Regions from separate parts of the Homo sapiens genome. Here regions 1, 3 and 4 are each linked to region 2. The links are chromatin loops, found by intact Hi-C in ENCODE. Cell type or tissue: Calu3. All regions are shown on one strand.

What was found. Hi-C counts contacts between places; a loop is a spot of excess contacts. Peaks named below come from ENCODE experiments on the same cell type or tissue, not always from the same donor. Only the 100,000 strongest peaks of a DNase experiment are listed, where the experiment ranks them.
Region 1: it touches region 2 in a loop (4-fold over the local background); 3 of 110 quality-filtered maps call a loop at or near these places.
Region 3: it touches region 2 in a loop (4-fold over the local background); 4 of 110 quality-filtered maps call a loop at or near these places.
Region 4: it touches region 2 in a loop (18-fold over the local background); 4 of 110 quality-filtered maps call a loop at or near these places.

Annotation. Positions count from the first base shown.
Region 1 is chr2:162,886,489-162,894,488 of GRCh38, reverse strand. No RefSeq gene overlaps it. Among named protein-coding and RNA genes, the nearest start is that of KCNH7, 52 kb to the right of the region's middle. In Calu3, a CTCF peak has its summit at 3,613 (motif pointing left); a DNase peak (open chromatin) is centred at 3,598.
Region 2 is chr2:162,521,292-162,529,291 of GRCh38, reverse strand. The region is part of intron 3 of KCNH7 (potassium voltage-gated channel subfamily H member 7); the gene reads left to right. Among named protein-coding and RNA genes, the nearest start is that of GCA, 180 kb to the right of the region's middle. In Calu3, no CTCF peak of the experiment used is centred here; a DNase peak (open chromatin) is centred at 4,901.
Region 3 is chr2:163,129,289-163,137,288 of GRCh38, reverse strand. No RefSeq gene overlaps it. Among named protein-coding and RNA genes, the nearest start is that of KCNH7, 290 kb to the right of the region's middle. In Calu3, a CTCF peak has its summit at 4,215 (motif pointing right); no DNase peak of the experiment used is centred here.
Region 4 is chr2:162,792,418-162,800,417 of GRCh38, reverse strand. The region is part of intron 2 of KCNH7 (potassium voltage-gated channel subfamily H member 7); the gene reads left to right. It overlaps KCNH7-AS1 (KCNH7 antisense RNA 1), which reads right to left. Exons shown (of 5, transcript NR_110258.2): 5 at 2,446-5,022. Among named protein-coding and RNA genes, the nearest start is that of KCNH7-AS1, 27 kb to the right of the region's middle. In Calu3, no CTCF peak of the experiment used is centred here; no DNase peak of the experiment used is centred here.

The DNA of each region.
Region 1 (8,000 bases), 370 kb before region 2:
ACAAGAGTCACATTTAGGATTCAAAGATGCAAATACAGGGAAAGTAAAAAGATACAAAAAAGTATATGATGCAGCAACAATCAAAAGATAGCTGTGATGGCTACACTAATAACATACCAAAGAGACTTGCAAACAGAGAATAATGCTAGAGATAAAGAGAGTAAAGAAAAAGGATTAATCCATTAGAAATATGAAACAATTATAAACATATGTGCACCTCAAAACTGAGCCCAAAAATACATAAAGCAAAAACTGACAGAATTTAAAAATTGATAATTCAACAATCATCAATTGATAACAATTGAGAAATTGATAATTCAATAATAATAGTTGGAAACCTTAATACTCCACTTTTAATAATAGATAGAACATTTAAGCAGAAGATAAATAGGGAAATATGGTCTTTGTTATTACAAAGCTTGCACTTTAACTAAATGTGAAGAAACAGCTGTCTGAATATAACCTGGGTCCTTAATCAAATAATCCAAGTTTCAAAGTTAAGAAAGCCTGAATAAATGTGTTTTTAGAGTTGGTTCTAAACAAAACTGAGGTAATTTTTCTTTCTGCCATAGTTGAATTTGACCAAAGTGTAAACGCTTTATGATGGTCATAAAATATTTCAAATTGTTTTGATGTTTGAAGAGATGCATGCATCTTCCCATGTTGTCTTTGGTCTTTAAAAAAATAACAATAGTGGCCTGGCATGGCTGCTCACGTCTGTAATCCCAGCACTTTGGGAGGCTGAGGTGGGTGGATCATGAGGTCAAGAGATTGAGACCATCCTGGCAAATATGGTGAAACCCTGTCTCTACTAAAAATACAAAAATTAGCTGGGCATGATGGTGCACGCGTGTAGTCCCAGCTACTCGAGCGGCTGAGGCAGGAGAATCGCTTGAACCCAGGAGGCGGAGGTTGCAGTGAGCTGAGATCACACCACTGCACTCCAGCCTGGCAAAAATTAACAAAATTTTAAAAATGGTTTTTAAACAAAATTAAAACAAATAATAGCAACAGAATGAGCTATTCAGGCATATACTGACCACACAAACAATCAATATTACTTTGGGGCAATTTAATTAAATGAGAACCATGCTAACATTTTCTCTCCTAATTATAATTCTTCTATAATGCTTATATAGCATAGTTATTTAAAAATTTAGTGAAAATTGGCCGGGCACAGTGGCTCATGCCTGTAATCCCAGCACTTTAGGAGGCCGAGGCAGGCAGATCGCTTGATGTCAAGAGTTCGAGAACAGCCTGGACAACATGGTGAAACCCTGTCCCTACCAAAAATACAAAAATTAGTTGGGCATAGGGGCGCACACCTGTAATCCCAGCTACTCGGGAGGCTGAGGGAGGAGGATTCGTTGAACCCGGCAGGCAGAGTTTGCAGTGAGCCAAGATTGCGCCATTGCACTCCAGCCTGGGCAACAAGAGCAAAACTCCATCTAAAAAGAAAAAAATAATTTAATGAAAATTATGCACTCTTTTAGTTAAAACACACACACACACACACACACACACACCCCTGAACACGAAATCTTCACATAATTTCAGAGTGAGCAGCAAACACTGAAGCCTACCCTTGGACTTCAGATTAAGAATCTAAAAGTTAAAACCATATAGAAATGAAACAGCTACTATGTATGATGTGAATTACCCTGCACACAAAGTCAGCTTTATAACTGAAGACAAGTGTTCTCAATTTTTATAAACTATACATAATACTTTACCTCTAAAGACAAATTTGGTTTTATTTCAAAATGATATTTTTATATTTACAAAAAAACTTTTCACAATTTTATTATGTAGAGATGAAGAAAAATTGCAGTTTTTCATCTTGAACTGTCAAGGCAGTTACTATCAAACGTATATGTTGGCCGGGCACAGTGGCGCACACCTGTAATCCCAGCACTCTGGGGGGCCAAGGCGGGTGGATCACGAGGTCAAGAGATCAAGACCACCCTGGCCAACATGGTGAAACCCCGTCTCTACTAAAAATACAAAAATTAGCTGGGCATGGTGGCGCACACCTGTAGTCCCAGCTACTCGGGAGGCTGAGGCAGGAGAATCGCTTGAACCCAGGAGGTGGAGGTTGTGGTGAGCCGAGATCATGCCACTGCACACCAGCCTGGTGACAGAGCAAGACTCCATCAAAAAAAAAAAAAAACACATTTGTTGCAAAAAACCCACAAAACTAGTATAATTTGTATACCCAATGATTGGAATATTCATAAATTTATAAAATATATGTGTGTGTACATGTTTGTGTATGTGTGCATATATAAAATACATAAATATATGTATAATATATACATATTATTATATATAATATATAAATATATGTATATATAATATATAAATATATGTATATATAATATATACATATATATATATTTACATATATAAAACCATGCTAGATTAGATGAGGTGGGGAAATAAATGCTGATTAAAACTAGAATTATCTTCTGTCTCTTGGAGCTTAAAATATAGTGATAGAAATAGATATTAATCAAAAGCTTGTTCAAATAATAACTGAATTGAAGAAGCATGATGCTATAAGAAGAACCTATAATGGGGAAACTTGACATAATCTGAGAATTCAAGAACGACATCCTTTTGAAAAGAAAAGTAGCAATTCAGCTGTGATACGAAAAATAGAGAAGCTACATAGGTGAATGGGGAAGGAAAACATATTTCACAAGAAGCAAATTATCATATGAATATTATATGGCTGGAAGAAATATGAAACTGAAATGTTTCCTATATTACATATATTCCCTGCTCTCTCATATACATATGTTCATGTTATACGTATTTCTTCTCTCTTGTGTGTATGAGTATACATATGCACACACATAGATGTATGTGTGTATACATATACATATATGTATACTTATATAAGTATAAAATTTCTAGACTTTAAAAAATACCAGTAAATACTTGGCTTTATCATGATGTAAAGAATTAGATAAGTAGAGCAGCTAGAAATTATCGGATACTTAAGCTAAAAACAGATACATATATATATATATGCACTGCATATATAAGTATAACACTGTATGTATATAACACTGATGTGTTATTAATTATTAGTATCCCTTTTATTCTCAAAAGTGTGTATGTTTAGACAATGAATGGCGTGGCCACCTACACATCTTCTGAGCATGTGGGAACCTTTACAAGCCTGAGTCTTTTATTGCCAAGATTCTTTTTAGCTATGAGTGTTATTGCAATCGTTTTGATAATCAGCAATTTCTGGCTATTTCTCTTTCCTTTTAAATTCAAAAGTGGTTTATTCTTTTGAATACTGTGCTTGCATTCATTGCAAATATGTTCATTGATGGTGATTCTACTGTCTAAAGAGGAGTAAACTACCCTGTCATGTTTTTTCATGTGTTCATACACGCATTTCTTGCATATATTGTCAATTGACATTTCATATATTAAATGACCATCCTCTTATTAACAAACTGGACCTTAGTGATTCATTCAGTGATATCCTGAATCCTATTTATTTATTTATTTTGCCATTTCATACTAAAATGTGAGAAATTACATGGTAACCTTGTGTGTTGTCTCACTGCCACCTGGTGGCAAGAGTGTAGAAAAGGCAGCAAAGCAAAGATGGATGACTGACCAAGTGAAAGTCATTTCCCATAGCGTGCAAATCACATTACCCAGACTTCTTTCAAACACCTCGGGGAAGCATTTTTCATATCTATGTCTTGGCTCTTTCAATAAACTATAGGGAAAGCCCTAAAAATTACAAGAAATGAAATTATCAATGATTAATCAGTATATCGTTAGCGAGGAAAATGTGAAAATAGTGAGATGCTAAAAAGATCTGCTTAATTATCGAAGTATAACTTTGAAATGCTTTAAGAATTTTTTTTAATTTTATGGATAGACTTTCTTTAAAACTGTCATTATCTGTGGCTTTAATCTTGTCAATTAAAGGAAATCAAGCAGACTAATCTTCGAAAATATAATAAATAAATTTTCGCTATCAAATAGATATGACTCATGACCTCACTTCTGGTTTAAGTGATTTTTCAAACTAAAATCTCCAAGACAGAAGTATCTGTTTCTAGCTTAAGTGTCTGGTTTTTATTTCTAGCTACTCTATTTATATAATTCTCTACATCATGATACAGCCAAGTATTTTTCAAAGTCTAGAAATTTTATTGTATCCTCTCAAATAATACGTATTTAAGAAAATAATAATGCTGAATATCACTTTCACTCTTGCTGTTCAAGTTTTTCTAATTCATTATGCATTTAGTGAATGAATCTCATGGAATAACAGTGCTGACTTCTGTCATCTACTTTTTCTATTTGAGGGATTTCTCATTTCAGGCTTCCAGGTATGTCAAAGTTATGCATATGTGTCTATTTAAGTTATCTTATTTAAGTTATTCATATATATTATAATGTATTTCTACACTGGAACTAGTTGAGTCCATGTGTATATATTTAGTATCAAATTAGTGCTTTACATTTATACTAAGTTTCTTCATATGTTATACTGCATCTGGCTCTCAAAAAAATATTGTGAAGAAAGAAGGGAGGAAAACAGGACTAATTATTCCTATCTCATGAATAAGAAAATAAAAACAGAAATTGACTGAAGGAGGAGTAATTGAACCTAAGAATTCTGGTTCCAACACCAGCACTTTTTTCACTACATCACAACAATGGGACAATCCTTTCTTTCTTTTTGAATGTCCACCAAAATCTCACACACTTAAGGGAATTTGGCATACTTCTAAACACACACTCCCAAGGTGGTGTGATAGAGTGAAGAAGCCTCACCTTCAGTTTTACTAGGTGTGTGGCATGGCCTCAGCTGAAAAATTAGAATTATAACACATTTCTCTTCAGTTTCATAAGAAGATTAGAGTTAATTTATGCAAAGCTCCTAGCACAATTCTGGAATATTGTAGATGTTAAAAATAGCTATTATCATTAAAGAGAAAACATGAAGCTAACAAGATTATTGTGGATCATCAGACTTAGGCTGAAGATAGGTCTTCTTTGATAAACTAAACTGGCATTTCAATACCTGAAATGTACTGCTAGATATTACTCCTACATTGTAAGGTTACCCCATAGTTCTGTTTGATGCCTAGCAATGACTATTTTGCTGCCATACTAACACTGACTGGTAAGAATGCATAAATGTTATCAATGATTGCAAAGCTACTTCACTTATCTAGAGCCACATATGGTTAGTTAGTTTGTCCTAACTAACCCTGTCCATGAGGGCCTATCTTATTCCTAGCACTGTGCAAGAGAGGTTTCATAAACAGGGAAATAAAAGCCACAACCATACCAAAATGAATATATCTAGCTAATATAGGAGAAAAGAAATTGCACATACAACAAATAAAAATTCAACCTTACATAATCATATAAATATGGGGTGTGTGTATGTGTGCACATATGTGTGTATGTGTGTGTGTGTTTTAATGAAACAAAGCATAAATGCCCTGATCATACAAGCAAAAAAAATGCTATGTAACCCATATCTCTACAGACAAGTAAAGTGAGTGGGTTTGGCCAGGACTCAGAAGTGAGAAGACACTGCTATGTGCCAAGAGAATCTAACCATTTCAGTGTCTAAGAAAAGCATGTTAGAGAGGACAATAAATGGCCTGGAGAGAAAAACAGGAAGTGTCACCTAGTAACCACTTTACAGTAGCATGATGAGGCCAAAATGTCCTCAAGATAGCAATGCCTTATGCAAAAATATGGGAAAGAGGCTTGGAAGAAAAGGCCGCTATGCTGGGAGACAACGTTTTAGAAGAAAGGTTTCAGAGTAAAAAGAAGCACGTACCTCACAGATGTAAAAGAATCTTATAAAAATAAGTAAAAGTCGTTTTTGAAAATCTAGGCACAGTTTAATATAATGAAAATAAACTATATATTTCTATGCAAATAACAAAATGGTATATATTTTATTCAGTACATTTATAACTCTCATAAACAGATATAACTAACTTTAAGCAAATATATAGAATTTACAAGAAATAATTTTGGAGATGTCTTTTTTTAACAAAATAAATCACTGAGTATTTCCTCTACAAAGAAGATTCCACTTATGCATTTAAGTTATGATTTAATTTTTAAAAGATGATAAACAACTAGGGTTATGGTCTACAGTAAATGGTATAGCATAGTCTTAGGCAGGAAAAGTATAATAAAATAAAACTGTACACTCAGACTGTGGTTTTAAGTATCACAGAAATTCAAGTATTATAATGGATAGTCTATAAGTTAAGCAAGGAAATTGACTTACTAAAAAGAGAATATAATGTATCTCAAGGATAATAGAAAAATGAATAAAGTGAAAAGATTCAGTCTTTAGGAACCTGAGTCATCAAATATTGAATTTTCGAACTATGACTCTTCTATGGTTCCACAATAAAGAGATGGGAGTACTCAGTTCTTACTCAAAATTGATTTTCACAGAAAAACAAACCACCAGAAGATTGAATGGTGATTTCTATAGTCTAGTTATAGTGAACAAAACATTCAGACAGGAAGTGAACAAATCTGTGAGAAAAAAGGACACCTAATTGTAACACCCCAGAACTACTTGAAGAATGACAGAATGTACAACTAAAAATTAACTCATAGAATAGCTGTATGACTGTAATGAATGGTTCATATTTTTAAGGACAAAGCGTGCATGTATGTATGTGTGTGCATTTCTTCTATAACTGTGATTTTCTGCCTTGGCTTCACATTATAATCACGGGTCACTTGAGAAGCTTTTTATAAAGAGAGATGTTTGTGCCTTGTTCTAAAACAATTAATTTGAGTATCTGGAAGTAGGACGTGGCCATTTTTTAAAAGTTCTCCAGATGAAAACATGGTGCAGCCACAATTAACGATCACCAATATTCACAATAATTAACACTAAATCAGCCTATATGTGCCAGGTACTCTTTACGTGATTCATTAATATTCTCTCTTTTAATCCTCATAACAACGCTATTGAGCTAGTATGCTTTATTTCCATTTACAAATGAGCAAACTGACATTTTAGAGAGGTTAAGTAACTTTCTAAAGTTACGGTGATTGGAAAAGAGAAAAAAAGGGATTATCTGATTTTAGGAGCTCGCAGTCTACTTCTATTACCAAATCTACAAATTCATTCAATTATTCTTTCAACTGTTCATTTATTGCACAATCATGTATTGAGTACTTATCATGTAATAGAATTTGGAAATATAGACAAATAGAACGTGGCCTACATCTTTGGGGGAATTCATTCCTAGAATATTCCTAGCTTTTATGCCTGGAATGTAGCTGAGATGACTGGTGTCCTTATGCCTCTCTTGTATATTTTTCCCATCTGTATTTAGCAGCTCTTCAGATTGAAATTTTACAGCAGTTGTACAAAGGAATTTTAAACTGGTGTATGTGCTGCATTCTCTATTTGGACCTTGTAATTCCAAAACTACAGTGGGCTGGCCAATAGCTAATACAAAGTTGGGGTTTAATGCGTTAATTGCCCTTCCAAAAAAAGGATATTTGGTACCTGTCTCTTGGACATATTTGCTAACATTTATATCCACAGTACCTGGCACAGTTATTACCTAGCATATAATAAATAATAAATAATTTTATTTAATTGAAGTAAATCAAGTTGACTTGGAATTATACCTCGAGATACCAATCCGAGCTACTAAAAGATTCATAGTTTTAGATCTCTCCTTTTTTCTTTTAATAGGCTTAAACATTCTATTCCCAGACTTATGATAATGGTACTAGACTACTAGACCTAGGTATTCTGATGCATTTAAGTAACTCATTAAAATAATTTTATCTTTTAAATTCTTGATAGGTAAAGGCCTTATTTAGAAAAATGACATGCTTCTTTTATGTCCTCTGCTGGGATCTATTTAGTCTCCTGATTTGATCCACATTTGAAAATTTGCTGGGATGAGAGGCTTATGAGAGTGCCATGTACCCTCCTGAATCCTTCATTG
Region 2 (8,000 bases):
TTAAAAGCTGTTTGTTTCTCCCCTGGGAGCTGCTTTTAATATTCATTCCTTCCTAGTCATCTCTATATACGCTGCTTAGGCAAACTCATTGTTTACTTACAGCGTAAAGACCCTCTCAAAAATCAGTATCTCCAGCTCATATCTTTCTTTAGGCTTACTTACAACCTCATATATCCCACTAGACATCTCCTTTAGAAGATTTTAGTATTTCTGGGCGATTTAGCATTTCAAGCTAAGAACTGCCTTTCCATCTTCAGCTACCATCCATTTCATCCCACCAAAAACTCTTCCTTTTCATACATTATGAATAGTCATTATCCAAAGCTCCCAAGCCAGAACCTCGGCATGATACTAAACTTCTCCTTCTCTCTAATCCTCTATTCTCCCAACCAAAGGCTAGCCAAGTCTATGAAACACATCTCTTAACTATCTCTCTCATATAGCCCACTATAATTGTCCTATTCAGACCCTCAACACATCTTTCTTGGACTGATATAATAGTCTCACAATTAGTATTCCTGCTTTAAGCTTCTTTTCTTCAGGATTACATGTTATATTGCCGTACATCACATCATAATAGTCCACTGTCTATATCTTTTACAATGGTCCTCTATTGCCTAAAATATAAGACTCCAAAGCCCTATGCATGGATAATACAATCCGCCTATCATGATATAGCTTCTGATACTTCTTCAGCCTAATTTCCCATCACATCCCATATTTTAGTGCGGGTTCCTTGAAGCTACCATTCACTTTATTCCACCTAATTTGTATCATGTGGTGTCCCCTCTACTAAAATGCTTTTCTTCTTCTAGCATACCTATTCCAAAGGACTCTTCATCTGTGGAGCATTCTTAACTCACCCACATGGGTCCTGTGAGATCATAATACCTCATACCTTTCTCTACTACCACGTTGGTCACATCTGTTTGCTTAGTAAACAAGTAACATGAATGAAGAAGGCCAGGAGTAAAAATATAGAGAGAAGTGAAGACTGGAAAACTGGAGAACATCTTTATCTTATTTGAAGTGGCCCATAACCCTTCAGCTCTACTTCATGGCAGGGACATTTTATTTTCTTCCATATAGACCTAATATTTTGCAAATAGTAAGTATCTAATACATGTTCGTAGAAGACATAAAAAGTTATTTTTTTCCTTTAATAATTAAGCTACTTTTTTCCTACTGAATGGGCATTACTCAGATTGCCTGCCAATGGTTCTTCAAGTGTGAGACCATCAGCATCACCTTGCAATGTGTTTGAAGTGCAAGTTCTTGGGCCCTACACCAGAACAACTGATTCGGAAACACAGAAATTCACCAAGCTGTGTTTTAACAAACACTTCAGGTCATTCTGATGCCCAAGAAGGTATGAAAACCATGGTCTAGGTTAATGAATGTTTAGCTAGAACTATAAAAATAAATTTTAAGTGAAAATAAATGTAAGAAATAACCTAAAATTTCTGAAGTATCTTATAGTAATTTTTAAAGTGTACTTTTTCATTTAATCTTATTAAGGATTAAAGGATATCCATTATCTTTGAAAAGATTAAAATTACACTTTCCAAATCAAAGAGGATTTTACTTTTACGCTTACTAAAATTTTGAATTTTTCTAAAAGCTTCAACTGAAGCTAAGCCTAACCACACAAAATATAGTTGATAATTTAGACAATTATCTAGCTAATTTAAACCATTAAAATTTTATTCATATGCTTTGGACTCAATACTCTAGATAATTGACACATAAAATACACATTTGCCTCAATAGCTACATTACTTCCTCAAATTTGTATCTCAGTTTTTAGACCTCAAGCTAAGGAACAAAGAAATTTTCCATAGAGCTGGTTTATAAGAGGGCTTTTACAGTGTTTTTACTATTCTCCACTGGAGCTGAAAGTCATTCTTTATTTTGAAGATGAAGAGCTGCAATAGTAATATAGTTTCCCATTCAGTAAGCATTACTATAGAAACAATCTCTTTTTCAGATTAATTTAGTTAAAGGTTTTATACTGTAACTAATGTTTACTATTCTCATGTATTTGGAAGTTTCCTCTTTTTAAAGATTAAATTTGACATAGAAAAAGGAAACATGGCATGGTTGCAAAAAAGAAATCTGAGGAAAATTTACTCAGAGTTGCAAAAAATTTTATGTCATGTGCCTCTCCCACCCCCCAGGATTTGAACATCGTATCTATTTCTAAGATCAAGAAAATTGCCAGTAGTTGAAAATGTTGCGGGAAGTCAGGGACCCCGAACGGAGGGACCGGCTGAAGCCATGGCAGAAGAACGTGGATTGTGAAGATTTCATGGACATTTATTAGTTCCTCAAATTAATACTTTTATAATTTCTTACGCCTGTCTTTACTGCAATCTCTGAACATAAATTGTGAAGATTTCATGGACACTTATCACTTCCCCAATCAATATCCTTGTGATTTCCTATGCCTGTCTTTACTTTAATCTCTTAATCCCATCATCTTCATAAGCTGAGGAGGATGTATGTCCGCTTAGGACGCTGTGATGATTGTGTTAACTGCACAAATTGTTTGTAGAGCATGTGTGTTTGAACAATATGAAATCTGGGTACCTTGAAGAAAGAACAGGATAACAACAATGTTCAGGGAACAAGAGAGATAACCTTAAACTCTGACCGCCGGTGAGCCAGGCGGAACAGAGCCATATTTCTCTTCTTTCAAAAGCAAATGGGAGAAATATCACTGAATTCTTTTTCTCAGCAAGGAACATCCCTGAGAAACAGAATGCATCCCTGAGTGTAGGCCTCTGAAATGGCTGCTTCGGGGGGGCGGCGTCTTTTATGGTCGAAGCTGTAGGGATGAAATAAGCCCCAGTCTCCCGTAGCGCTCCCAGGCTTATTAGGACGAGGAAATTCCCGTCTAATAAATTTTGGTCAGACCAGTTGTCTGCTCTCAAACCCTGTCTCCTGATAAGATGTTATCAATGACAATGAGTGCCCGAAACTTCACTAGCAATTTTAATTTCACCTCGGTCCTGTGGTCCTGTGATCTTGCCCTGCCTCCATTTGCCTTGTGATATCTTATTACCTTGTGAAGCATGTGATCTCTGTGACCCACACCCTATTCGTACACTCCCTGCCCTTCTGAAAATCACTAATAAAAACTTGCTGGTTTTACAGCTCAGGGGGCATCACGGAACCTGCCAACATGTGATGTCTCCCCTGGACACCCAGCTTTAAAATTTCTCTTTTGTACTCTGTCCCTTTATTTCTCAGACTGGCCGACACTTAGGGAAAATAGAAAAGAATCTATGTGAAATATTGGGGGTGAATTTCACCCGATATCTGGCTGAATTTCCCCCGATAGAGTAAAATACATTATTTATTCATTAACATGGATGTTAATGAATGCCCAAATTGGTATAACCACACCAGAGAGCCCCCATGTGAGTATCATTTGGAAGATTGTGTTACCTAGCAACACCCAATCAGGGACAGTCCCTATTCATACATACATACAGCATTTGGGTAATTGGTGTCTGTACCATTTGTGTTTGGAACAGTCCATCAAGAGAGTGTCTGTTTATGTGATGACTACATGATCATCCATGCTCAATTTTGGTTAAGATGTTATCACTTTCACAGGACTTGAATGGACTTTTTAATTTGACATTTACAAAATGAAGAAATCTATCAAAAAGAAAGTATGGGTATTGCATGCATTGATTTATTAAGCTGTTATTTTAAGCACATAGAAACTTAATTAGGTGTATATTATGCTGCTGTGTTTGCTTTCATTCCCAATCCCCTCTCACTGAGAGATTTTAACCCTAAGAGGCTGAAATCAGTCCACCATCTTGTCCTGTCTTCTGCCCTATCTCCCTTATCCAAATTCATGTTTCTGGCTTCTTTGCTCTTGTGATGACCCAGCCAGATCACAAGCAGTGTCCCTCAGATATTGTCAACATTTGCAAACATGTTTACGGGAATGCTGTTTTGCTGCTGCAGCTCCTGTAATTGTTCTCAAGCCTTGCTACAGCACTGACTTCCTCCAACCTCCACTTCCTGCCTTTAACTCATAACTTACAGATTCCAATTTGGTCCTATCCTCACTGCTTACTATAAGATCTTGCTTTTTCTTTGGTATCTAATACCCTAGGAAATGTCACAGGATTCTTAGTCTTTCATGGCATTACCGATCGGATCTGCTCCTTTAAAGAACCTCATATCTAGCTTCAAGTTTACTAGGTCAGTGGACTCCCTGGTGATCTTTTGTTATCACTGACACCAGGCCTGCGCTGGCTACAGTGGCCCATTTGTCACCCACTAATCAGGGTAGCCACTTGGCTAAAACTGAGTTCACATTGAATGATAATCTTTCCCGGTCTAGCTGCTATCTACATCATTCTTTGACAATATTCTGAGTTGTTCTACCAGCTCATAGGCAACGTCATATACCTTCCTACATATGTAGGAGTAGGAGTAGGAGAGACTCATGTCCTTGCAGGATCCCTCTATGAAAATTTTCTTCCTAAAAAGAAAAGGCAGCTATGTTAGTCATTATCTCTGTTTATCCCACCACATTTTTCTTCTCTCTCTGATTCAGGAGTAAAAGTCGTGTTTCTCTGCAAATCCAGGGTTATGTGGTTGGAGAAAATTCTCACACTGATTTTAAGGCTTCAAATTTAATGTCGGGCTTGTAAGTACTCTGACATTAGAAGGATACACAGATACCAATTCACACATCCTTATTTTGTGTGATAATAGCTGATTGTAGGCTTAATTCAGATCATAATTTTTCAGGCCAAAAGATGGCTATATTTCTCTCTCTGTACTGGACACTGTGGCCCTAAGCCCAGACATCTTCCTTAGGGCTGAGACAGCCCAGCTGCTGGAAATACCAGCTGTTCCAGGTACACTGCTGCCCCTCCCTGGAAATTGTAGTTTAAGGCAGGAAACTACCTTATCCAGCATTATGGCCTTTGCCGTGGTGTGGCTATAACCAGTGACTCGTAGATACAGGGATGCAAAGGCCAGGTACCCTGGCTTCAATTTGGCAGAATTCTGAAGGGGCTATCCCTGCATTTGAGCTCCAGGAGGACTGGCCGATGCTTCAGCTCCATTTGAAAATCAGTTTAACTTCCTCTTCTTAATCCTGTCTTTTTAATAGCCATAACCCATGAGAGTACTCCCTCAATAAGCCTTTTCACAATCTACTTTCAGGAATCCAATCTAAGATACCCTCCCACCACCCCAACCCTTTGTGAGGGGACAGATCTCTGCTTATGACCTTTACAACAAACCTTACTTTACTCCCCATACAGATCCTCTCCTATTTCATCATGGTGTCTAATTTGCTTGACTACTTGAACTTAAGTTTCCCTCTACTTTTCAGTCCATAATTCAACCTAGCAGAACCAAGCAGGAATAAAACTGCTTCTAATTATATTTAATTGGGTTTTTGCAGTAAAAATATGACATAATCAAGGTTCTAAGAATTTATAGAAATGATGAAAAATTGAGTGAAGGAGATGATTGGAAATTTGCAGTTGTATTGTGAGAAAAATCAATGATTGAAAGTAGATGGATAATTTTGCAGAGATTTTTTGTTTTTCCACAAGAAAATGATTGTTTCTAATATCCCTATATGTAGTCTTAAGTTAGAAGAATTGGTTGAAGTCAAAAGTGGGTGTCATAGTTTTCTTCCAAACTGTAATAGATGAGAATCAATTCACACAGGAAAGAAGTAGGGAGAGAGAGAGAGAGAGAGAAAGAGGGAGAGAATATAGTAGCAGCAGATGGATGAGGTCTTCTCAAACTGGAAAAGTTTAGTAAAGCCAATTTTTGAAGCCCCATTACCATAGGAAATAGGTTATAAATGTAGTTGTTATCATTGTAATTTTATGAGAAATGTGACTAGCACATATATGTAAGCAAATAAATTGAAAACTAAAAGGAATATCAAGAATCAACTAATCTTAGGGGATCTTAGGGGAGGTCAATGTTGAAGGGCTTTGGTGGGAGAAGGGTGAGTTAGTTATTCAACTTCTGAAATCATAAGCAAAATTGTGTGTATGCATTTATCTATATTTATTTCAAAGAGAAATCAGGATTTTCATTAGATTCTCATGTAGATATTTATGACCCAAGAAAACACCAAACCTTGGGTAAAACTAAAATTAATCACGGAAACTGCTGTTTTGTGCTAACCTGACGTGAATTTTCTGCATGAATTTGGCAAAATATTTAACATTTTTGCATGTATAGATTAAAGTGATAATTATAGACTTTTCACAGAGAAAGATGATGGGACTATCTATGTTTTCTTGGTTAAGAACCAAAAAGTTGTTAGTTACATATGCCAGGATTGATGAAGATGCAGCCTCTAAATTTATATTCAGCATCTTCACAAAAATGACATGTCCTGAGAAAGACATTATAGTAGTAGTTAATTATAACTACTATAATTATATTCATGCATATTAACAACTATATGCCTTCTTAGATGAAAAGGATGTGTTTAAACAAAATTATAATCATGTAAGCAGTTTACCAGTACTTGTAATTCTTTCTGGAAATGTGTAAAAGTATGTGCAAAACTTTATTCTGTTTCTCTTATTTCACATTTATTGAGCATTATAGTAAATAGGTTAAATAGTATCTATTTTAATTATTCAAGTTAGAAATCAAATATAATAAAATCTGAAGACTTAACTTACAAGGATGATTTTCAGTGTTAAGATCCATAACAGGATTACACTCATCTATGTTTTATATTTCATGCCTGAAAGTGCTAACATTGAGCAAAATTCTCAATGTGCATTCTTTCCGGATGAACTGCAGTTAGACAACTAAATCTGTAATGCAATATAACATGGTCCTATTAACCTAGTGATGCAGAAAAGACCATCTGTACCACACTGGATATGACTAAACTATAGGAATAAACTAAATGCCTATGTGGTAATTAATTTAAGAAAGCCAGTGAATTGTTTTTTAAAGGAGGAGTGTAAAGTAAATGATGAAAAATTAATAAAAGTAGTCATTGACTTTCAATGCATCGTAATAAGCTTGCAGAATTGATTTGTAAACTGCTTTAAAACTCAATTTCATGTGCATTAAAGACTAATCAAATGACTTCGATGCAGTTCACTGATTTTCAACTTGGCAATTACTTGAGCATATAAAAGTTATTAGTAGAGATATGTAAGAATGCTTGCAAAACAGTTGTCACGATGCACTGTTACTTAATCTTATTTGCGCAGATTGGTTACTCTTATCTTTGTCTTATTAATCCAGAGTTTAATGTTGAATGTACTCGTGGTTTGTCTGCACATTGTCATGTCTTTTACCATAGAGAGAAGTAGTAGAATGATGGTTACCAGAGGATAGGAAGGGTAGCAGGGTACGGGGTGGGGGATAAAGTGGGGATAGGTAATAGGCACCAAAATGTAGTTAGATACAAGGAATTAGATCTTGTGTTTGGTAGCACTTTAGAGCAACAATAGTTAACAATAATTTAACAAATATTTCAAAATAACTAAAAGAGTAGAATTGGAATGTTTCTGACACAAAAAATGATAAATGCTTGAGATGATGCATATCCCAATTACACTGATTTGATCATTACACAATGTATTCTTGCATCAAAATATCACATGCACTTCATAAATATGTACAACTCTATATCCATAATAATTAATAATAAAAATGTTTAGTTCTATTGCAATGATTTGTGTCACTATTAACTGCTAGACCACAAATGAAAGCTTATAATAATAAAGTGGCCTTCTTAAATTCTCAAATTTTCTGTAACAGGTGTTTTACATAAATTTCATCAATGAGTTAAATCAAGTAGAGAGGACGTGGTATAGAGTTCACCATTTTCCATGAACTATTGAGTTCTACTCAATCAACATTTTTTGTTAAATATCAGTCAGTACAATTCCAGGAGGTTAAGATTCTCTAATTATTATGGCCAAAGCAATTAAATATTCTAGTTTTCCTACAGTCAAAATTGAGCA
Region 3 (8,000 bases), 610 kb before region 2:
TCACTTATTCATTATTAAGTGCTTATTATGTGCCAGGCAAGTGCTGCGCTAAAACCTTGAAGCTGCAAAGATTTTACTGCCTCTACTATATCCTCCACCACCACAACTAATGAAACTGTTGCTGCTGCTGTTGCTAAGAAAAATGATAATAAAGATGAAGGCAATGATTACTAACATTCGTTGAGTGCTTACTTTCTCTCAGGCATTGTGCTAAGTGCTTTACTCATATAATCCTTCGAGCAAATATAGGAAGTAACTACTATTATTATTTTTGTTCCATTGTTGAGAAAACTGAAGCTTGTTGTCCAGCATCACATTGCTCATAGCTAACACATCTAGGGTTAGGTATCACAGCTGGGGTTAAGCAAGTCATCTGGGAGGACTGCAAGCAGTCCAGCTCCAGAGCTACTTATGATAGAGGGAGCATCTCTGCCCTCTAGGAGCTCACAATATGGAGCAGGAGAACAGTACATGACTGGATGTGATGTGTCAATTATAATTTTTAAATTAAGTGCAGTGAATGCACAAAGACTGACATGCTGAGTGGTCTTCTAGAGAAGTTATGGAGTCTTCATAGAGCAGGTAAATTATGACATAAGTCTAATAGGAGTTCTTAGCTTATTTTTTATATAGTACCTTTTGTAGTCTGATAAACTTTTCACAGACAATATTTTTAAATGCATGAAATAAAATACACAGAAAACTATATGGAAATATAGATATTTATAAAATAAAATTTTTATGTAGAAATAATTGTTTCTTCATTAATGCATTAAATAACAAGATCTCGTGATGACTCTAATAATTTTCCTAACTCAAAAAAGTAATGAACCTAAATGTTTTTGCTATATCTACAAAAACTGTGACCTGTTATGAAAATACCTAATTTCTGTTGGTGACAAAGTCATAGCTTCTGCTGATGATACAGAGGCTTGCAGCCTACAGATAATTTTTAAATATACCCTAAATTTCAGTTAGAGGGTAGCAAAAGTAAACATATATTTTTTCCCTTCCCCATTCAAAAATATATTGAATTATATTCATGGTCTATCTGAGGTCCATGGGCCTCAGGATAAGAACCCATGGAAAAATGAGGAGGCATTTATGACATGAACAAAGAAGGTATAACCTGCCATGCTGATGTGGAAAATGCCACTTTAAGGGTTATCTTAAGTTTAATCACAAAGTCCACACTTAACGAATAAGCAACAGATTATTACTTTCACACTATGAACTGTAAGAACAGCCTGCTGAGAAGCACCATTAATTAAGACTGAACATTAGGCAGGTTTGCTCTACAAATTTTGTTCCTCTTTCACTACATCCAACTTAGAATTTACATGATCTTTCCAGCACTATCCTGCTGATTTCAGTGTCTTAGTAGTTTTATTTTTAAGGTAAACATTTGGTTCAATGTAAACATAGTTTCTACTTAGGTAGCATCCAGAGTAGGGGTAAGTAAACCCAACATGTACTCATCAAAGTAGTCCCCAGTCACACCGGGACCAGCATTTTGGCAGATGACTGAGTGGGAGGATTCAGTGACTATCCAATTTGGGGCCTAGGAAACATATTAGAAGGGCTGATAGAAGATAAGAATGAAGAAAGGAAGGGGTTCTTGGTCACTCTTTGAAGGTAGGGTGGCCATTGGAATGTACTGGACATCACTGAAACAGAATGTTCACATACTTGCTTTCCATCCAGCCCACTGCTGCCAGGCTTCAGTGTGTGCTGGGAAGTTTCTCATAGCACATGCAAAGGCTCCAAGTAGTTCATTAAAGCTTCTCACCTCTTCCTTGCTCACCCTCATCTTTGGAGGTGTAAATTAGAGAGGCAGATGTACAATCTGGGAAGTTTTCCAGCTATATATTTAGAACATGGAATGTTCAGCACTGTGGGCGTTGAGCAGAGTTTTTCAGTCTGTCACACACCCAGACTCAGTGCCAAGGAAACCCCCCAAATGGCCCTTGAGTGCTTGGTTCTAGAACAAAATAGCAACCCCTCAAAGGACAGGCCACATTTTGCATATTATTTTTATTGTATAATAAATAACTGTATAATATATTGGGGGAAAAAAGGTTTCCTATTGAAGTCTGGGAAGCTCTAAGTAATCTGGCCAGATGATATCTATTAGGAGAAATATTAAAGGGTTCCTTTATTGTAATTGGTAGAAAATCGCCCCAAGAAAAACACTGGATACCAGAAGGCTGAAATAGCATAAGAGTATACTTACTTATATTTGAAAAGTACTTTCCAGCTTGAAAAGTGCTTTAATATATTTTATTTCATATTATCCTTACAAAATTTGGTAGAAAATCAGACTCAGATTGAGTAGGTCTGTCAATGTCATGAAGATATGTCATGGTAAACTTAGGTCTCAAGCTCTTCATTCAAGAAACTACTCAATAACTACCATTTGTTAAGAGAATACACGGGGAAAAAAATAGAACTCTACAATCACCAAATTTTCTCCACTATTTCCCAAATAAAAGAATCATCTGAGAAATAGAAATAGTCAAGTATGAATGGAGATTAAGGGAAGCCTCATCAAGAAAAATTGTTCCTATGGGTGGTTTTAATGCATAGAGATCTGCATAAGTGAGTTGCTTTAGTCTTTGCTACTCTAAAATTATCTGGTCTTCTTTTACTCTAAATTGTAGAGTTAGGCTCCACTGATAGAAAAAAAGAGCTCTCTTTTTTAAATTCCTCAATCAGATAATTCTGAGATGATTTCTGCATGGCTTTTCAGAAGCTCACAATAGGAATGAGGGCCAATTGCTTCCTGTGATGACCATTGCAAGAATCCACCCTTTTAATTATCTTCCTTTCTTTCCATTTTCGCTCTTTCTCATCTCTTTCTTCTCTTCTCTGAGGTCAGTTCCAAAATAAGCCAGTTGTATACAGCTTTTGTTTCAAGCTCTGCTTTGTAGGGAAAGCCTATGTTAAAAACACAGGGAACTATAGGTCTTTGTTTTATGTAACCTAAATTTCTCTGTTGCTCTATGTTTTTTAAAAAATGATGTTACTTCATACTATGAACTCCAAACATTAATGGTTGAACCAAAACACCTTAAGAAAAAAGTGAACGCCATATGCTTCCAACTTTGAAGGAAGCTGGAGTCAATGTAGCCCGTTTAAATGGCTCACAATACATACCACAAAGTTTCAAGACCATATTCAAGTGTTATGTTCTGCCCATCTCCCATAATTAGAGCTCTGAGCAGAAAAAAAAAAATGAAAACACCTTCTGCCCTGCAAGTTTTCCCAGCATAGATTCAGCCTTAAGGCAGATTTCCTTTCAATTTTGTAGGCCCCCAACTGAGGACTCTACTAATATGCTCTATTCTATTTTTATCAAAAAATTCAGCTTGCCTTTCTTAGCATGATCCATTCCAAGTGAATGTGCTTGGAATTCCTAGTCTCTTGACTTTTCTCTGGTAGCAGAACACATGTAAGCATTGTTCCTGACAGCCACATTGCCACAGGCACCTCCTTATCTCACATTCTGCATTCAAGAAGAAATGCCTTCTGCCCACTTTACTGGTCCATTCTGCATTGGCTTTGGGAAAGATGACCACAGTGCTTCCAATGAACTGAATGCTTCTAACTTAATCTAAGGAAAAAGTAAATTTCCAAATTCCTCATTCTATATTTAAATAATGACCAGTTAACTGACATTTTTCAAAAATGTAGTAAAAAGTCATATGATTGACTTGCATTGTGACATTATTTACAAAAATTTGGGGAGGCAGTCATTTAGCTGCTGCCTCCATTCATCTGCTGCTGAGGAAATAACTGTGGCAAAGTTTTTATTTTAAACATGATACCAATCTGTGTGAAGTGCACAAAAGCATTGGCTGTTGTATTTTGTTGTCTACTATTAAGCCTCATTTAAATTGTTTAAGTTCAGCATAAGGACATTCTATTTTAATTCCATGGTTGAACTCAAGAACACAAATAAATATCTGATAAACATGGTGTGCTACTGCAAAGACCCAATATTTGATATATTTTAAAAATTAGACAAGCATGAAATAATTATGATTAGATGATCATTTTTAGGTGTTTCCACATGTCAGAAGTAAATAAAACCACTCTTCCTCTTATTTTTTAATGACGTGAAATGACAGGTTTTGTGGATTATATTTAGGTCAGGTATAACCGTATATACTATTTCCGTTTAAACACAAATTATTTTGAAAAAATTTTGCTGTTCTTTAAAGTGACCACTAGATGGTATGCAAATACTCTTTCTTCAGTTCTGGTTCTACTGTTTTTAGATTTTTAGAACATGAGATGTACCTTGTGTATGTGATGTTCTGATTTAACTTTGTTCTTGTCCTTGCAATGGGGAATAGGAGGAGGAGACATTGCTTAGATTAGGTATTTTTAATTAAGTATAGTCAACACTACAGAAACAATTTTATTTCCCTACATGTTGAAGATGATATTTTGACTTTTTAAATTTTACATTTTTCATACCATTTTCCCAGTATACTCAAGAATTAGTTATTAAACAATAACATTTAAAAATTGGCTGCAATTAGCTAATGTATTTCAAACTTAGAAGTTCTCTTGACTTGAATAACTAAAAATATTTTACATTAAGTGTTTTAAAAATTGCTTAGACGTTTAAAAAACTACATGATTACCAAATATAAATGCCACCTCTACTCTGCCAAAAAAAAGTAAATAAATAAAGATAAATGTTTTGTATGTAAACTAGCGAATACTTTTAATAGCTAAAAGTAATTCCCAAGTTAGCCTATTTAAATATATGTATTTTCATATATGTGAAAATGTTCAATGTCCCTCTGTCTAACTGAAATTTTGATTTTTTTCTTTTTTGAGAGGGAGTCTCACTCTGTCACCCAGGCTGGAGTGCAGTTGCGCAATCTTGGCTCACTGCAACCTCTGCCTCCCTGGTTCAAGTGATTCTCCTGCCTCACCCTCCTGAGTAGCTGGGATTATAGGCACCTGCCACCATGCCCAGCTTATTTTTGTATTTTTAGTAGAGATGGAGTTTCATCATATTGGCCAGGTTGGTCTCCAGCTCTTGACCTCAAGTGATCCATCTATCTTGGCCTTCCGAAGTGTTGGGATTACAGGTGTGAGCCACCAGGCCCAGCCTGAAATTTTGATTTCTTTTCCCTAACTAATGAATGAAACTAATGGGTTATGTCTTAATCCATTTAGTGCTGCTATAATGGAATACAAGACACTGGGTAATTTACAATGAATAGAAATTGATTTGACTCATGATTATTGAGGATTGGAAGTCCAAGATTGAAGGTCTGACATCTAGTGAGGTCTTTCTTGCTGTGACATAACATGGTAGAAGGTATCACATGTATGAGAGGGAGTGTGAGAGAGGGTCAATCTCACTTTTATAATAAACCCACCCCTTGGAGAATGACATTAATCCATTCATGAGAGCAGGGCCCTCATGACCTAATCACCTCTTAAAGTTTCCGCTTCTCAACATTGCTGCACTGGAAATTAAATTTCCAACACATTTTGGGGACACATTCAAAACATAGCAAATTACTATTTCCCATGAGGTAATGCCATCCACTGTTGTACAGTAGTCTCCCCTATCCATAGGGAATATGTTCCAAGAGCCCACAGGGATACCTGAAACCACGAACAGTACCAAACTCTATATATTCTATGATTTTTCAATCTGATTATCCTCAGCCACTAAGTGACTAACAGGTGGGTAGCATATACAGTATAGATAGGCTGAGCAAAGGGATGATTCACGTCTTGGATGAGATGGAGTGGGTTGGTGTGGGGATTTCATCACAGTACTCAGAACAGTGCACAATTGAAAACATGAATTTTTTATTTCCGGAATTTTTTACCTCTAATTTTTGGACCACAGTTAACTGCAGGTAACTGACAGCATGAAAAGCAAAACTGTGGCTGAAGAGAGACTACTGTATAGCAAATCGATGGTGAGCCCAAGTCATTCCAAAACCAACTGCTATCTGAAGTATCATGCAACACTACCTCCGATAATTAGACAGTTTATATCCATCATTCTCACTGTATTATTCCTCCTGTAAAGCAGAAGTTTTGGGCAGCAGTTACCTGCCTATGGTCTCAGTCTATGGCCTCCCGTTGGCAGCAGTCATGCTCCTGTCATTCTTCTGCATGAGGGTTAATAAAATATCAGCAAAGCATAGCAGGGAAAGTGAAGATGACATGGATGGTCACAGGTATCCCTGACTCAAGTGCGTATGCATTAAGTGAACAATATCCTTCAATATGCAATATACTTATATGTATTAGTGCAGTTTCAGGGACAAAAACACCATATTTAGTTACATTATTTAGCTGTTTATATAAGCACATATGCCTATACAACTATACACAACTATATATGTATCCACACTATAAATGTAAAAGGTAACTTACATACATAATTAGATAAATAGTAAGGAAACTCCTTAAATCCTAAATTATCTAAATTTTCCCTATTACCCATTCTCAGGTAATTGAGACTTCAGCAGCAGCCTGAACTTCATGTTCATCTACGTGATTCCTCTTTTTACCACATTTGTTCTAAATCCTTGGCCTTATAATTTCATACTTGCTTTCTGTTCTTGTTCGGGGTCACAAAGTAATCTCAGAAGGAGATAGACAAACGTGGATTTCTCACCTTACAGAGACCAACTCAATGGTAGTCCTCCTGCTTGCGAATTTATTGCTGAATCCCCCAGAATAATTCTATCCATATAATTTCCAGCTTCTCTTATTCCACACACATACACTATTTATTTATGAGCTCACCTTTGGCTTCATTGAAAAGATGGAATGTCTTGGATTTATTCTTCTTAACCTGATATTTTATTTTCTGAAAAAATAATTGCAAGGGAAGGTGTGCTGATCTTTATAACCCATAATCAAGTAACTTTTCATCCCATCATTTCCTGACACCTGAGAGCTTTGCTCTGTATTGTTTATGTTGAGCCACTCCTAACTTAATACATCGTATTTTTTTTATCTTAATACACAACAACCAGAAAACAAACTCCAAAGAATCCTTCCTTTTCTCTGCTAGACTTGCCCCTGGTTATCAACTTTTGTCTTTTATTTCACTGAAAACATGTCAATATTCCAGCATTTTTCTTCCCATTTTTTATCAACTATGACTTCTGCAATTTTACACCTGACACCCCTCTTCTAAAAAATGCTGGTTTTAAATTTCCAGCACTCCATTTATAGCCACCTCTCCTGGCACTTTGACTGGACCTCTGGTCTCTTAGTTTGTTGACCAAGCTTTCCTTTGTGAACCTCTCTTGTGGTGTGGACTGTATGGATCACTATCTTCATGTTCCTCCAATCATTTTGATACCATGTTTATTTTAGGTCTCTTGCATTTCCATTTTCTTCCTAATTGTAGATATTTCTCAGCTCTCATTGCATTACTGAACCTTTGCTTTTCCATTTATTTTCCACTTATTTACTTATTCATTCACCCATTCCTTTTATACAGCTATCAGTTTATCCATACCACCACTAAATATGCCATATTGTATTGGGATATGGCTCTACAGGGTAAAGATCGCTATAGAAGAGCTGAGTGGCAAGTGTTGAAAGAATGCTAACATTGGGAAATAACCATTTGACAACAACATACAATTGTATATATAAACCATATAATCATAACAAAGATTAGTTCAGGCAAGAATCATCAATGGACATTAACTCTAGAAGGAAATTTTGGTGAGGTACAAGATATTCGCAGTGTCTTAAAATGTCTCCTAACATATTGGTTAACAGTTGCAAAGGAAATTATAGGGATCACAGAATACAGAAATTAAACATCACTTTGGGTGATAAAATCAACATCAGAAAATGAGACATTGTCTCCCTGCATGCATTATGCCCTGATAAAATATCACTTAAGCATTTGGACTTCAGCTTCCTCATCAATGAATTGAAGATGTGTCTTGTGAATTCAAGAACACAGCTTGGTGCCTAGATTATAGAAA
Region 4 (8,000 bases), 270 kb before region 2:
TAAAAATGTAAAAATACTGCCGTTGTACAAGACTTTCAGTAAAAAGACCTGGCAAATCCCCAGGTATTAGTGGGGATTTAAAATATGAAAAAGAAAAGCTTTCTTTTTTAACATAAATATTTCCCGTCTCTATTTAAATATTTACACTTAAATATTTAAGGTGCTGAAATCACGGCAGCAATAACAATTCTCACTTACATTCATTTTCTACAATGCTACATCTGGTTATTTTTCTATCCGGGTTTAAGTTCCTTCACCATAAGTCCTTCTTCCTTTTTTGGAAGGCTCAGTGGATGCCCTATGATCTGCCCCTGGAATACTCATTGTTTGTTGTGGTGGAAGGTTGATAAGAAATCTTTTATCTTATAAAAGATAAAATGTATATATTTATATTTTCTTGTATTCAACAGCTTTGAATTGGTGCACCCAATTCTGAGTAGCTCTGTGTGTGTGTGTGTGTGTGTGTGTATGTGTGTAAAACAAAGTACTTTATAATGCAAAGTCCCTTTCTTACACTTCCATAAGCACTGGTAAGACAGCAATACAGAAATACAGAAAAGACAAGTGTATAATTCATGATGCCCTGGACTTTCTAAGGCTTTGAAATGCGAACCAGGAACGCAAATTGTTTTACCAAAAATGAAAATGTCCTTTCGCATGACAGCAGTCTGTTCCAGTTGCACCTGTGTTTTGCTATGATTTGCAAATTGATTGGAATTTTGCCCTTGGTATTCTTTTAGCCTCAAAATGTTCTACAATTTGAAAAGTGTGGAGGGGAGCTTGATCATATATGTACTGTTAAATCTGATTTTAGATAAATTCTAATTTTATGAATATTGTTTTTTGAACAGGACAATTTGAGAAAATGAGGATTACTTATAAATATTTATAATGATCATGAAACAGTATTCTAAATATTAAAGATCTGAGTTGTAAAGATTGATATATTAATATTTACCTTATCTTTAAAAAATATTGCTTGATTATTACCTATGCTTCATGTGGTTCCACAAGGAATATATTACTGTTTTAACAAAGATGTATGCAGTTCGATAGTAAAATATTTTTGCAAAAATTTAAAGAAGAAATTTAAATTAAATAGAAAATTTAGGGAGAAAAAATTAAACACAATATAGGGACCATTCAGACCCCATCATTGCTATATTTGAGCATTGAATTTGGCATTGAATTTTTTCACAGATTAAGGAAAATGTAGAAAGGGCCAGTTAAAAAGGAGAAAACATCTTGTTTCTCAAGGGAAGCAAAGCTTTGCCTACTACTTAAAAAAATAAAATATATTTCTCAAGTGGGGCTTCCCACAGTGGGTTTTTGGTAATAGACACAAAACTGACCCTATTCAAACACTGCTCACCAAGAATATACTAGAATTAATCATAAATGGCCATTTAGAGTTTGTCTAGAAGTGTTGCACAGTAATTAGCCAATCCAAAATGTACAGTATGTGAGATGACACTGGATGTCTGGTCTTTTGCAGCAGATTTGTAATTGCTTTTTATTGTCTATCTCCCTTATTGAATTGGGAACTCTTTATAGGTGGGGGTCGCTTTTCATTCATAGTGTTGTGCCAAGTTTGCACTACGCACTTGATAAGGAAAAAAATTAGTGTAAAAATTGTTAAAGGTCTCTATCAGAACAGTCTAAGGGGCATTTCATGATAACTCAATCTTTTTAAGATACAGTTTTAAGGCAATATTTTAAAAAACATTTTGAAAGGTGGATTTATGAATACTGCTTCTTTTTAGAAGGTGACAGAATCAAACACAAACATGAGGTGTTCAATAAATATTGCTGACTATATTGATTTGAGCCAAAATTTCACCAATAATGCATTTGGACTGAGTGTGTAACTAATATTCTTGGATTAGGAAAACAAAGCTCTTAGAAAATGAATCCTAGAAGTTTGTTCAAGATTCTGTCACCTAATATGTAGAAAATGTATTGAAGATTTTGAAATATCTGTGTATAATTTTCTAAAATTCATGTGTATCTCCTAAGAATCCTACCATATTAATACCAGTTGTAATGTAGGTCAAAGATGTGGCAAATATTTTCTTATATGAATTTTTTTCAAAAGTATTAGCTCTGTAATTCTTTCAGAAATTCTCTGGGACGGCCAATTCACAAGGAATAAAATGTAAATTTTAAAAAGCCTTAGGGCAAACTACTTTCGTTTTCTTAAAATACTCTGCTTCTAGGAAGGATGCTTCTACTAAGGAAAACAGGAAAGTGGTATAAGTGATCTATAACTATGTATAGTTTACATGGGACACAGAAGGAGATAGATTTTTACCTTTGTTTTTCATTCACTGTAAGCAGATAAATGTATATTTACTTAAGGATGGCTTGAAGTCATGTTACAACTTCTATTACTATTCTTGTCATTGTCCACATTTTTCTTAATTTTATCAAGTGTGGAAAGAGAAAAACAGAAATAGTCTTCCTTTTAATTTAGAAATGGGCCACTATAAGCATACGCACAACTCAAAATTGCAGTTTCTTAATGTTATGCACTTGATTAATTTGTATGAATTCATGCCATATTTCTCTGAACTTTGCTGAATTGCCAGGTATATGGCTTGGCTTGTATCTCCAGTTATAAGCCTTGGTATAGTCACGCCTGACTAGGGCAGAATGGAGAACTTGCTTCTGGCTTACAGCCCTCCTAAGGGCACCATGCAGGTTAGTGCTGCCCATGATGCTCTGGTGTTTGGAGATCTGCACACACAACCTCATTACCCCACCTTTAACATCTATGTCACAGATCAAGGGTTTGCAAACCATGATCCATAAGCCAAAAGTAGTCCAAAGATGTATTTACTATAGTTATATTTCATTCTTAGAATTTTAAAATTTAAATGCCTTTGTGTCTGTATCCTGCTATAATTCTGGTCCAACCAGTCCTTGTTTTCTTATCCAGTCCATGACACTCATTGATAATAATAACTTGGTTCCCAAAGATATGTGAATTTTTCATTCCTATGACCACTCCTGTTTTCTGTCAAGTAATGTTAGATTTCTCTGTTTAAATATGAAATGTTGAAATCCTAAAAGCTATTAATAAACAGATCAGTTCTCCCAGGTGACTTGAGTGTTTTCAGCAAGAATTACCAATGCAATAATCCAGAGATATTAAACAAATGGCTGACTGCTCAAACATTGTTGGCTTGACAGAGCATCATGTTGAGAAGATTTCTGAGACGAAACCCAAATTCACAATGAAAGACTGCAGTCATTGGTGGCCATAAGACACGAGAGACAGGGGTTGTCAAACTTCTGTAGTCCCAGTAGATGAGGATTTACCAATTATGCCTTGCAACAAAGTGAGTTATGTACTTGTTGTATTGCCCCACCATCCTTCAACCAGATTGTACTTCTTCTAGATGGACCTGCATCTTAAATCTACGTATCCTTGTGACACTTATTTCAGAGCTTTACAAATGGAAGGTTATCCATATAATTGGAACTGTGCCAGATCAGAACAGGAGATGTTTTCTGAGACCCTCGCTTCTGCTGCAACATTACACAAAAAAGGGTTTAGAATTTAAAAAAAAAAACAAGATTAACCAAAAACAGGTTCTTAAAAAGTCCCAGGTATGGCCAACAAACAAATATGAATGCCACCTATTTTATTGTAGCTACATTTCTCTAGTTGCTGGTGCACAGGAGTTGTGATTACTTGTTCATATTTGCACCATGTTAAACATAATACAGAAGATGCTCCACATAGCTGCTGTTACTAAGGAAACACAGAGAGTGCCTGCCCTTTGAAATATTTTCCTGATAAGAAATGTGTAATGATATCACATATTTTGCACTGTTTAAGACAAGGTGGGTAGGGCATAACCATAGAGCAATTATATCACCTGAATTACGAGGAAAGAACCTCTAAACTAGCTATCGTTAGTGAAGTACGTAAGCACACTAAGCTTACCTGAGGCAGGTAGTTGAGCGTCTCACTACGTGCTGAACCCAACAGACACTGGTGCCTTCAGTTTCAATGAGCAGGTTTTTTTTTTACTTGGAAACGGTGTTTGTAAACAGTGTGGCTTGCAGTCTTTTTTTGTGCTGGGTTTCGTCCTGATCCCTTACATGCATTATCACATTCAATCTTGTCAAGAGACCTTTGAGTTTCAGATTGTGGAAGCCATTTTACAGATAAGAAAAATGAGGTCTATAGAAACTAAGTAAATTTCCCAGTGTCATGCAGTTGTTCAGTGGTAGACATGAAATTCAGACACAGGCCTCTGATTCCAGTTTCCATGCTGTTTCTTTGTAGTCATCCATTGTGTATGTAAACAACTTTTCATTTAAACAAGATGCAAATAATATTGGTATAAAACAAATGTATTCTAGAATTTCAACTTTCCTGCTCATTTGTTCCTTGAGCCTGGTTTTTCTTGTCTTCAGGTTTATATTTTAAGGTGACATCTTATACTGTGGTCTTCTTTGTTTACTTTTCTATTTCCCTTCACTTCACAGGAGTAAGATACCCAACATCGGACTGTAATTCTGTGTACATAGGATGTCCATGACCCTATTCTCCTAGATTTGTTTATAGGGAGAATACAGGATGCTTTCCTCTCTGAATGTAAAAATAGAACCAGTCAGAGCAAGGTGTTCACAAGTATCTTAAATTATTTATTGAATCCTAACTATGTGTACTCATATTTGGTATGTAGCTCAAGATAAGATGAAGAGAAATGGTCCTTGATTTCAAGAGAAGGTTTTCTTACATACTTCAGTATAATCAGAGGAGTCTTTGGTGTCAGAATCTGAATGCAGGCAAAGACCTCCTTTATAGCTTCAACATTCTTCTCATTTCACAGGATTGGAACTATAGATTTTCAAAGCTAATTGTCAGTGACTATCAAAGTACGGATCCTGAAGATGGGGCTCAAGAGCTGCTAGGAGTCAATGGGGAGTGCCCACAGGACAGACTTCACCATACTTTAACCAGAGAAGATACATTTGAATTGAATGTCCTTTAAAAAGAGGGTGTCCCTGAAATGGAAAAAAAAATTTGAACACCATTATAGCCTAGATTCCTCATTTGTTGCTGACCCTTCCTTCCATACCATTTTCTCTCCCCTTTCACCATAACACTCCCTGAAAGTATAAAGTCTTCAACAATTTTATTCCAATTTATCCGCTGAATTTGGTAATGATAAAAAAGATTTTAATAGCAATTGCATTGCCTAATTACTGAATCATAGAACATTAAATCATTGACAATACACAAGGCAAACCTCAATATACAATTAATTAATGAGTCTGCTTGTATCTATGAAATGAGATACCTAAAAATATAGATTTTGTGGATACTTATTCATTTTAAAGATATTAAAAACTAAAGCATATTCTTAACTACTGACCAACTGGTCAAATAGTTAAGACTGCAATGAATAGCTTGAAATTAAAAAAATGTAGTATAATTTCATTAGCTCTGATATGTATTTTACTCAAGGTCATGAATCAGAACTTTTAAAACTATTAAAATTGAAGGATATCAAGAAATATAATTGATGTGTTTCTATGCATATTAATAAGGTCATTTTTCCATGTCAAATTCTTCTGAGTCTTAAACTATGTTATAGTTTGAAGTTAGGCTTTTTTGGAAGGCATTGTCGTATATTACTAATGGGAATGCATAAATTATACAATAAAAATTGGCTTAGTAAGCCTAATTAATAGAGCAACTTCAGGTAATTCAATCAAGTAAAACTTGTCTGAGACTTTCTTTTACTATATGAGCAATAGGAATAGGTTTTAGAGTATAAGTGTCTTTAAGAACATGTATAAGAGAAAAAGAGAAAGAGTAAACATTAAAAGGACAGTGATTGTTAAATATTTGCAGAAGTTTTTCTGGTAGTTAATGTATAAGTACTAAGTGAATATACAGAAGCCACAGCTCTAATAGTTTCTCCAATGTTTTAGCATCTTTTTCTAGCCCAGGACTGAGTTGAGTTCTTTTTAGGAGAAAAGCGTTGATGCCATCTGCAGCACACCTATAGATCATAGGCAAGAACAAGAAGTAGATTGCATGCTCAGTTATCAGGTATACGATACATCTGAGTTAGTTCCTGGCATGTAAATGATCAACTCCCTCTTTCCCTTTCCTTTTCCTTTTCCTCTTCCTTCCTTCCTTCCTTCTCTCCCTCCTGCCCTTCCTTCCTTCCTTCTTTGTTTTCCTTTCATGTTTTGACTTTACTATCAAGTTCTAGCCAGTATGCAGACTATTTTTTTTAAGTTCTGAAAATATTCTTGCAAATTTCTAAATGAGAAACAGGTAAATTTTATTTATTTTTTTCAGCTTTCCTGAGGAATAATTGACAAGTAAATATTGTATATATTTAAGTTGTGAGATGTGATGTATTGATACATGTATACATTGTGAAGTAATCACCACAATCAATTAACATACCTACTACCTCACATAGTTACCTTTTTTTGTGGTGAGAACATTTAGGATCTATTCTCTTAGCAAATTTCAAGTACACAACACAACACTGTTAACAACAGTTCCATCCTGTACATTATATTTACATGTAAGGCAAAATGAACTCTAAGTTAAAAAATAAACAGAAAATAAAAAATAGATCTCCAGAGCTTTTCTCTCCTGAATAACTGAAACTTTCTACCATTTGACCAACATCACTCCATTCCTCCCAATCCCTGTTCCCTGGCAACCACTATTCTACTCTCTACTTCTATGAACTTGATTTTTTTTTAGATAATTATTACATTGAATCTGTAGATAGCTTTGAGTAGAATGGACATTTTAACAATATTAACTTTCCAATCCATGAATGTGGGATATCTTTCCATTTATCTGTGTTTTATAGTTTTCAGTATATAGATCTTTTTACCTCTTTGGTTAAATTTATTTCTAAATTTTGTTTATGTTATTATAAAATGAATTGATTTCTTAATCTTTTTTTTTAACTTTTATTTTAAGTTGAGGGGTACATGTGCAGGTTTGCTATATAGGTAAACTTGTTTCATCGGGGTTTATTGTACAAATTATTTCATCACCCAGGTATTAAGCCTAGTACACATTAGTAATTTTTGCTGATCCCCTCCCTCCTCCTACACCACACCCTCCAATAGGTCCCAGTGTGTGTTGTTCCCCTCTAGGTGTCCATGTGTTCCCATAATTTAGCTCCCACTTCTAAGTGAGAACATATGGTATTTAGTTTTCTGTCCCTGTGCTAGTTTGCTAAGGATAATGGCCTCCAGCTCCACCTATGTCCTTGCAACGTACGTGATCTCATTCCTTTTTATGGCTGCATAGTATTCCATGGTGTATATGTACCACATTGGGTAAATAATAAAATTAAGGCAGAATCAAAAAGTTGTTCAAAACTAGTAAGAACAAAGATACAACATACCAGAATCTCTGGGACACAGCTAAGGCAGTATTAAGAGGGAAATTTATAAGATTAAATTCCCATATCAAAAAGTTAGAAAGCTCTCAAGTTAACAACCTAACATCACAACTGAAAGAACTAGACAACTAAGAGCAAACAAATCCCAAGCTAGTAGACCACAAGAAATAACCAAAATCAGAGCTGAACTGAAGGAGATTGAGACACACACACACACACACACACACACACACACACACACACACACACCATTCAAAAGATCAACAAATCCAGGAGCTGGGTTTTTTTTGAAAAAAAAAAAAATAAGCTGCTTGTTAGACTAATAAAGAAGAAAAGAGAGAAGATTCAAATAAACGCAAAGGGGATCAGAAACAACAAAGGGGACATTACCACTGACCCTATAGAAATATAAACAACCACCAGATAATATTATAAACACCTCTATGCACATAAACTAGAAAATTTAGAAGAAATGGATAATTTCCTGGACACACATACACTCTAAGACTGAGCCAGGAAGAATTCGAATCCCTGAACAGACCAATAATAAGCTCTGAAATTGAGTCAGTATTAAATAGCTTACTAACCAAAAAA